2 separate regions of the Homo sapiens genome follow, and region 2 is linked to region 1. Evidence: chromatin contacts called from ENCODE Hi-C or POLR2A ChIA-PET data. All regions are on one chromosome and are shown on one strand. The core of a region is the stretch at or near the end of the contact, and the rest is flanking DNA. Distances in the headings are between cores, read along the strand shown.

Region 1 (4,690 bases), core at 1,670-4,169:
AATAAATTAAACTTTAATAATCTGAGAATTTTGTGAAAGCCCTTGTGATATGGAAACACTTACCTAATTTGTAATCCAAAACAGACTCTAAATTGCTGGGGGGTAAAGCTCTTCTCTGTAAAGCCTCTAATGAAATAACTCAATGCCATAACAGATACATTGCCAAAGTAAGGAGCGGAGCAGGAAGGAAATGAACATGTATGGAGTTCTAATATGTGTCAGGTATTGTTTCAGGTGCCTTTCTTTTTTTTTTAGATGGAGTCTCGCTCTGTCGCCCAGGCTGGAGTGAAACAGTGCGAACTCAGCTGACTGCAATCTCTATCTCCCAGGTTCAAGTGGTTCTCCTGCCCCATCCTCCCAAGTAGCTGGAATTACAGGTGTGTGCCACCACGCCTGGCTAGTAGAGACAGGGTTTCACCATGTTGGCTGGGCTGGCCTTGAACTTCTGACCTCAAGTGATCCACCTGCCTCAGCCTCCCAAAGTGTTGGAATTACAGGCATGAGCCACCGCACCTGGTCTGTTTTAGGTGTTTTATATATCATTTCAATTAATCCAATAATTTCATGAAGGAGGTACTATCCACATTTTACATTTAAAGAAACTAAATTCCAAGAGGTTAAGTAACTTTTCCAGGTTATAAAATTACTTTCTGACAAAGCTATTAATTCAAAGTTAAGTATATGTGACTCGAAAGTCTCGTGTACCACATGAATTTTCAATCTATATGTTACATCAATAAAAGAATGGGTAGCATGCCCACCCATGTAAAAATCTGTTTTAATAGTAAAAACAAAACAGAAAAATAAAAAGACTTAGTAACATATTAATGTCAGTGAGTATTCCAAAAAAAAAAAAATACTGACTGGGTACAGAGGAATACGACTCACAAAAGTGAGCTCTGGAAGATAAGACTAGGAAAAAAAGGTGGGGCAGGGAGGAGAAAGAACACAGAAAGCCAAGAATGTTAGGCTATAGAATATGGATTTAGAAATCAGGAAACCATAAAAGGTGAGGTAACTAATGAAAATTATACTTTAAAAAAATTAATGTTGGGCCAGGCGCGGTGGCTCATGCCTGTAATCCCAGCACTTCAGGAGGCTGAGGCTGGCGGATCACCTGAGGTCACGCATTTGAGATCAGACTGGCCAACATGGTGAAACCCCATCTCTACTAAAAATAGAGAAATTAGCCGGGTCTGGTGGCACACGCCTGTAATCCCAGCTACTGAGGAGGCTGAGGCAAGAGAATCACTTGAACCTGGGAGGCAGAGGTTGCAGTGAGCCAAGACTGTGCCACTGCACTCCAGCCTGGGTGACAGAGCGAGACTCCTTCTCAAAAACGAACAAAAAAACAAACAAACAAAAACAAAAAAATTAACGTTGGTCTAATTTAGAATTGTTTTGATGCAGAGAAGTGAATTACAGTTAAGGAACTGTAAGGCTGAATGTGATAAAAGCTTGAACTCTAATAGTGACTGTGGAAACAGAAGATCTGGAGCAGAACAGGATGTGAAAGGTAATGGGGAGAAATCAATTAATAAATATTCACTTTATTCAACCCATTATCTGTCAACCACTCCCTTTACCTTCATTTTATCTGCACTTTATTCGTAACAGTGAAGGAAACCCCAATTAAAAACTTAATTGTTAGTGAGCAATCTCTTAAAATTTAGCTTCAAGCGTAACAAGTTTACCTTCATGGCAAAACTAGACGGCATCATATTCTTAGGCCACTCAAATTCTGTTGTATGAATTCGTATGCCAGATTCAAGTAAAAGTGTAGCTTTAAAGTCCGGTCTGTAGAAGAAAAAAGTCGAATTTTTCTTTAGGGTATATGCCAAAGCTAATTGCTAAACAGGCTTAAAATGTAGGTTAAAAAAAATCAGTAATCTCATACTTAATTGTCAAAGAGAAAATAAGCCTATAAAATGTTCTTACTTTTGAAGACGAATAAGGTATGTCTTATTATCCACATCATAAACATTGTTTACTCTCATTCCTAGCAAGCTGCAAAGATAAAGGAAACATGTAACATGTTACACTATTGTCTGAAACATAAAACTACACATAATTTAATAAAAGCTTCGAAAGAGCGGATCTCAGTCTCTAAGGATATGGAGTCAGCCGAGGAGCAGAGTCTGAAAGCCATTTGGAGATTCAGTTCAAAACTTAAGAGTAACGATTTAAAAACAGAAGTGGTCTATCAGCTCTAGGAACAACACACTATAGCTTGCGTCTTCCAAATGACCCAATTTTGGGGGAGAAATACAGTAAAATATAATCCAATTAATTTATTACAAGGGAGAAAAAAAAAAGATAAAAGAGGGCCCCGAAAATATGACAAAGCTCACAGGGCTGAATAATAGAATCCAGACTAGAATCCAGATCTCAGTCCAAATCTGCTCAATCCAGCTAAAACCGCGATGCTCTCTCTCTCTCTGGGGTGAGGGGAGGGAGGTGTTCAAGAAACCAAGCCCCCAGTCTGGAAACCTCTGAAGCAAACGACCACTCTGGCGTCTCGTGTTTTAACAAACGTTTCCTGCCCAACCCGGACAACCCAGGCCAACAATGCAAGAGCTTCGCGCTAGCGGGGCAAGCCAGAGAGCTGGGAGGACGCGGGGGATGGGGCACGAGGTGCCTGGGACCCCCAGGGGTATCCTAAGGGTCACGGGAAAGACACCACACGCCTGCCCACTCAGGCCTAGGCAGGTCCATAGACGCACTAGGAAATAAGGAAACATATCAAGCTGGTCTGTTTGCGCCATGGGACTCCGGCCTCTGCCTCCTGCACTCCCCACACGAGCCTCGTCACTTAGGGTACTGTACCTAGCATTCAGCTCCGCGAGTACGGCGCGGAGGTCAATGGTGCTAAAGCGGCTCTTCATGGCGAGGCCCGAGGGTCACTACCGCAAGTTCCTCTACTGCCCGGCCGGACTCGACGCCACTTCTCCTCCGCGCAGGCGCACTTGGCGGAGCTCTACGGCCGCGCAGAAGACCCAATATTCCTCGAGGCGAACGTATTTGTGTCGCTTTTCTGAAGATTTCGATTGTCAAGTTGCAGCTGACTCTCTTCATTGTACCAAAATTCAAATTCGAATAAAGATTCAAACTGTTCTCTTGAAACTGCATTCCTTCCTGGAACCCTTACGGACCAGTCTGGTTACCGTGCCCCATTGTGTCTTGGGCTCAAGTCAGCCTTCATAGTGACCCCTGCTGGTCGAAACAATTTTCGAGATGATTATCAGGAGTATTTCCCCACAGGGGGGCCGTAGGGCTCAGTGTAGAAGAGCAAGGACCCCTTTCTGCGCGCTTACTTTGACATAAGATTTTGAAATGTAACGAAACGGAACTGCTTCGGTCCTTCTAAGATTATCCTCAACGATCGAGGCGAACTCTCAAAACGGAGTTCCTATTTTGATGGGTCCTGCTCTCGGAAGGAGCATTCTGCAATTGATTACAGGATTCTCATCGAACCTCGGTCTTGGTACCCCTGAGACTCACCGCAGTACCTGGTGTACAATCGGTGCTCCATAAACACTTGGCAGCATGAATGTGCAAGTGTTTAGCTAGATAATGGTGAAATAAGATAAAAATAAAAACAAGAAGATTCCCAATGGGGGTGGGGTGGGAGGGGGGATTCACAGTGTAGTGAGGAAAATAGTCCTGTAAGAATGTAAATTCTGCATTTCTTTTGTCTTAGGATAGATGCATGGGAAGAAAGGCTACTTTATAAGGTGAGAACTCAAAAGAGGCAGGGTCTCACTATGTTGCCCAGGCTGGAGTGCAGTGGCTATTCACAGGCGCAATCCCACTACTGATCAGCACGGGAGTTTTGACCTGCTCCGTTTCCGACCTGGGCCGGTTCACCCCTCCTTAGGCAACCTGGTGGTCCCCCGCTCCCGGGAGGTCACCATATTGATGCCGAACTCAGTGCGGACACCCGATCGGCATAGCGCACTACAGCCCAGAACTCCTGAACTCAAGGGATCCTCCAGCCTCAGCCTCCCGAGTAGCTGGGACTACAGGCACGCGCCACCGCGCCCGGCGCTCGGCGTCGCTGCAAAAGAGCTGCTAGAGGCTTGCAGGCTACACATGGTAGCAACCAGAATTCCTACCACCAGAAGGCGACTCTAAACAGAAAGGGCGCCGCTGCTATTTCAGAACTGGTACCAGTAGATGCAAAAATGGCTATAGCACATACTGCACAGCATTACTGTCATACGGTACAGTAAACCATACAGAATGGCCCAAAATATGAAAGCATTGGGGAGAAGGTGGAGAACAGGGAACTTTTGTATGCTGTTGATGGGAATGTAAATTAGTAGAGCCATTGTGCAAAACAGTATAAAGGCTCCTCACAAAATTAAGAATAGAATTACCATGTGATCTAGCAACAACATCACTATCCTGAAGATATATGTTCATGTTCATTGCAGCATTATTCACAATAGCCAAGATATAGGGATAATCTACTTTTCATCAATGGATGAACGGATAATGAGTGCAAATATATATGTACACACACACACACACACACATACATACATACAGTGGAATATTATTCAGCTTTCAAAAAAGAAATAAATCTTGCTGTTTGCAACTGGCATGGATTTAACAACATGGATGAACCTGGAGGACATTATGCTAAGTGAAATAAGCCAGACATAAAAAGACAAATACTGCATGATCT
Region 2 (4,160 bases), core at 135-2,634, 2.0 Mb after region 1:
GAGAGCTGGGCAGAACAATTAGCAGGGACCCTATTGAATAGCAACAGTATCTGAGCTTTACGATGTGGGGTCAGACGTTGACCTTGAATGGTTTGAAGAGCTCCTGAATAATTAATGTTAACTTTCTGTAATGCACTTTGTCCATGTGCTGGGGGCCAGGGGTGGAGGGAAGTTTGCAAATAATGACCCCTAATTTTATTTAATGTGCACATCTATTCATTCTACAATTACTGGGAGAAGCCAGGTGCCTGTCTTTACTAGATCTGGGTGGGAGAGGAGAGTTGCAGAGCTGTGTCGAGATTTAGTCTCCACCCTCCCACCCTCACCTCCAAGATGATGACTATGTTAATTAGCCTGATTTGATCATCACAATGTATACATGTATCAAAACATCACATTGTACCCCATAAATATACACAATTTTTATTTTTCAATTAAAAATATAATAAAAAATTTATAAAGGACTTAGTCCCTGGCCTAGGACATGCTAGAATGGTAGAGCTAAAAATGATCTGGGGGGTGACCTAGCCTATATTGACCTCTTCATAAGGGATAATAAAATAGGCCTGGAATTTAGAGTTAAACAGTTCATTAATTCCTCACCTCCCAGTTACAACTCCATTTCACTTACCTCATATTAGGGCAAAGTCTTTATATGTTGTCACATTTAAAATTGTTTGTAAGACTAAAATATTTTGTTTAAAAAAAAAGAGTAGACGGTTTACATTTAGTACCCTATGTAAATATGGAGTTTCTGTGTACAAACTTGTTCAGGTGTGAAAGATGCCACTGTGGAATAGAGATTTAAATTTTCAGGTAAGAGTATTAGAGATATCTGTAAATATATGGTTCTTGAAAATTCTTATGTTAAAGACAACAAGTTGTATTTAGTGGGAGTCAGTGTTCAGACAATCTCTAGAGGACTTCATTAAACACTGAAAAAAAAAAAAGGGAGCTCAATTCTCAAACTTTAGTGATAACATGTTTCTTAGAAGTGGTACTACTGTATACAGAGGCTGGAGATAAGACAGGATCAGCCCCTTTATCTCTTGGCAAATATGTGTAAACAGTCAAGCTGTTAATGAAAAAGCTTTGAAAAACCAGTCTCTTGACCACTTCTTCCCTGTTCCCTGGCCTTCCCTTGCTCCCTGGCCAGCCCGGGTGTGGGGTCAGGCATTCCCCTGATCCTCTTCCCAGGAACCCAGCACTCAGAGGTAGAGGAGAGGGGCTGAAAACTGGGCTGACTGGTTCTACTCTAGATTCACTGCATCTCCGCAGGGCCATTGCTGTTCTTTCAAAATTCTTTCCTTCTTCCTTTTTTATTTCACTTTTCACTCTGTCCTGTGCATTTTCAATGGAAACCATTCAACCAAGTCCCTACTGCCTTTGTGCGTTAGAAGTGACCTCACTTTCTGTCTTTCTGAGAAGGCACATATTACAGACTTCCTCAACCTCATTCTTACCACCTTAGAATTTCCCCACGTCTTCCTTTATTTTAGATCATTTGAATTGCTGTCACAAATTACCAAAGATGAGGTAACCCAGAAACAACAGAAATCTTTTTTTTTTTTTACACTTCTATGGGCTGGAAAGTCCAAGATCAAGGTACTGGCAGATTTGATGTCTGGCAAAGGCCGTGGACAGCACTTTCTGTGTGTCCCCACATGACAGAAGGGGCCAGCTGGCTCTCTCCAGTCTCTCTTATAAGGGCACTAATCCCATTCATGGGACTCCATACTCATGACCCAATCACCTCCAAAGGTGGCCTCATGTCCTAATACCATTGCACTGGGGATCAGGTTCCAACATATGGGTATGTAGGGGGACAGAAAGATCTGCGTCATTCACATCATTCATTCTCCTCTTCCTCCTAAGTCAAATTAACATCATCTTTCCTTTAAGCCAAGAATAAACCCTCTACTTGGACTCTCTATCCCATTCCCTTTTACTTTCTAAGGGATTATGTTGTGACAATAATTCTGTCTTTCCTACATATTTAGTTTCTTCTCTTTCTTGGTCCTTTCCTCTTTCCCTGTAAACATGCTTAGTTTTTCCATACGCACACAAAGTAATTAAGAAGTAGATGAAACAAATCTCCTCCTACCTCTCTGCGGGCTCCAACTTCACTAACTTCAGTTCCTGCTCCCCAAATATGAGTGTTCTCAAGATACGAGTCTTTGGCCATTTAATTTCTCCCTCTCCCTAATCAAATTCTGTCCTGTGATTTTAGTCACTGTTGCTGTGTGGGTCAGTCCCAAATCTGATGAAGCATCCTAATCATTCACCTCCTCTCTCAGCTTGTACAGCAAGCTGCCTGCAAATTCACCAGAACATCCAACCCACAGAAAATGAAACTCACATGTCCAAAACTGTGCTCACCATCACCTTTCCCACTCCTCAAAACCAGCTCCTCACCTGATTTCATAATTGTTAATGACACCCCATTTATCATTACCTCAGTTATGACAATTCAACTTCACTGTCTTCCTCACCAAGCACCTCTAGTTGCAGGAAGTTGCATGGCTCCTTGCAATTGTGATTGGGAAAATATCTTGATACTGACTCTTTTCCATGTTTATAGCCGGTGTCTTAGTTGAGGCCCTCCTAACCTCCAGCTGGGCTGACTTGTTTTTTGAGTTCTTTTCTCTCCGCCTAGGATAAGTTAGTTCCTGCTTCCCCTTCCACACTTTGTCCCCACAGTCTTACTTCTCTGAATAACCAAATTCCATCTGTCCTGTAAAGCTCAGTTCAAATGCTGCCTCTTTCATGAAGCCTCCCTTGGTTTCTTCCCTTTTTTCCCCAATAAAAAAACAATGCTCCTCTGAAATCTTTTGTTCTTTCATCACAGCATCTAGCTCATTCTAGTGTGTATAACAGCAATCTGCATAATTTTTTTTTTTGACCACACTCCAAGCTCTTTGAGGACAGCGGTCACATCTGGTTTCATCTTTGTCTTCCTTATACCACACAATGCAGTTTGTTTATCATTCATTTATTTAATGAACATTCTTGAGTGACTCATTTTTTGATGCAGAGTGGGCTAGACATAGTACTTGTCCTCTAAGAGCTCACAAACTCATGGGGAAAACAGACAAATACAGAAATATAATTACAATAGAATTAATCGATGTGTTCAAAGTCCTAATGTCTGCAATGTGCCATGTGCTCGTCAAGATGCCAGGGAGACTAGGATGAACAAAACTGGTCGGTTGTTTTCTTGAAACTTACATTCGAGTATTGAGAGAGACTCAGTAAACACATAAACCAGTGGTTTTTAGGTCTAACTGCACATTAGAAATCACTGAGAGGGTAGTTTGAAAAAAATATCATGTCCCAACCTCACCTCAGAGTAATTAAATCAGAATCAACCAGGATTGGAACCATTGACAGAAATGACTTACAATAAAAGAAAATGTCAAGTAGTAGTGAGTGCTTTGATGGATTGAAGTAGAAACAGGGTGAATGGTGGGACTGTGCCTATGCTGGCAGGGGTAATTGGGAGATTACTTTGTTGAGTAATCCCTGAAGGCCTCTCTGAAGAGGTGACATTTGAGTTGAGACCAAAATGATGCTGAGGATTCAGCCATGTAAAGATATTGGGGCGAAGGGGGCTTGTGGAGAAGGTTTTGAGCAGAAGGTGCAGGTGCCTTTCTGAAATAAGAATGAGGTGAGATTTCAGAGGAAATGTGTCCTTCTTCACATACATGTTCTGTAATCTACAAACTATGTCTTTTTCCCTACAGAAAGCAGCTTTTCGATAAACTTTGTAGACTCCAAATGCAGAACACTTGGCTGCTGTGTTGATTACTTGATCTGGGTTGGATTTTATTTAGTTCAAATTGATTTACACAGTCAGGAAGACTACTCTGTTTGATTACATTTTTTTCTCTACACTGCAATCAGCACTACACTACTTGTCTGAATTAAATACCATTCTTATTGTTTAAAATAACCTTAGGTACTTGATATTATCTTTATTTGAATAAAGAGGAGAAAGCAATGACTTCTGCCCTTATTCCTGTTTTGGGGAACCAGGGAAAGCCTCCTAGAGGAGTCATTCAGACCACACAGAGTAAAGAAAGCACTAACTAATTTGAATAAGTGAAGACTAACATATGTCAAGAATTAAGTTGAGAATGAACATTTGTTAGGCATTCAGT

Evidence for each region. Hi-C counts contacts between places; a loop is a spot of excess contacts on that map. ChIA-PET counts read pairs that join two places held with the same protein, here RNA polymerase II (POLR2A). Pooled maps may share reads with other maps.
Region 2: a pooled map shows a loop between it and region 1 (2.9-fold over the local background). The contact joins the enhancer-like site here to the promoter of NEMF in region 1. A Hi-C loop is called at or near these places in 2 of 37 single-sample maps with no recorded cell type and 3 of 50 pooled maps. POLR2A ChIA-PET finds 5 or more read pairs at or near these places in 4 of 52 experiments (CD4-positive, alpha-beta T cell, GM10248 and activated T-cell).

What each region holds. Positions count from the first base shown.
Region 1 is chr14:49,849,869-49,854,558 of GRCh38, forward strand. It overlaps NEMF (nuclear export mediator factor), which reads right to left and starts at 2,920. Exons shown (of 33, transcript NM_004713.6): 1 at 2,827-2,920; 2 at 1,939-2,007; 3 at 1,695-1,797. The coding sequence starts at 2,885. It also overlaps RN7SL3. RefSeq lists an enhancer at 2,927-3,166 and a silencer at 3,970-4,029.
Region 2 is chr14:51,865,012-51,869,171 of GRCh38, forward strand. The region is part of intron 1 of GNG2 (G protein subunit gamma 2); the gene reads left to right. Among named protein-coding and RNA genes, the nearest start is that of GNG2, 6.5 kb to the left of the region's middle. RefSeq lists an enhancer at 1,411-1,630. Within about 2 kb of position 1,385, at least 4 of the 41 ENCODE cell types and tissues checked have a DNase peak (open chromatin) inside an H3K27ac peak, as active enhancers do.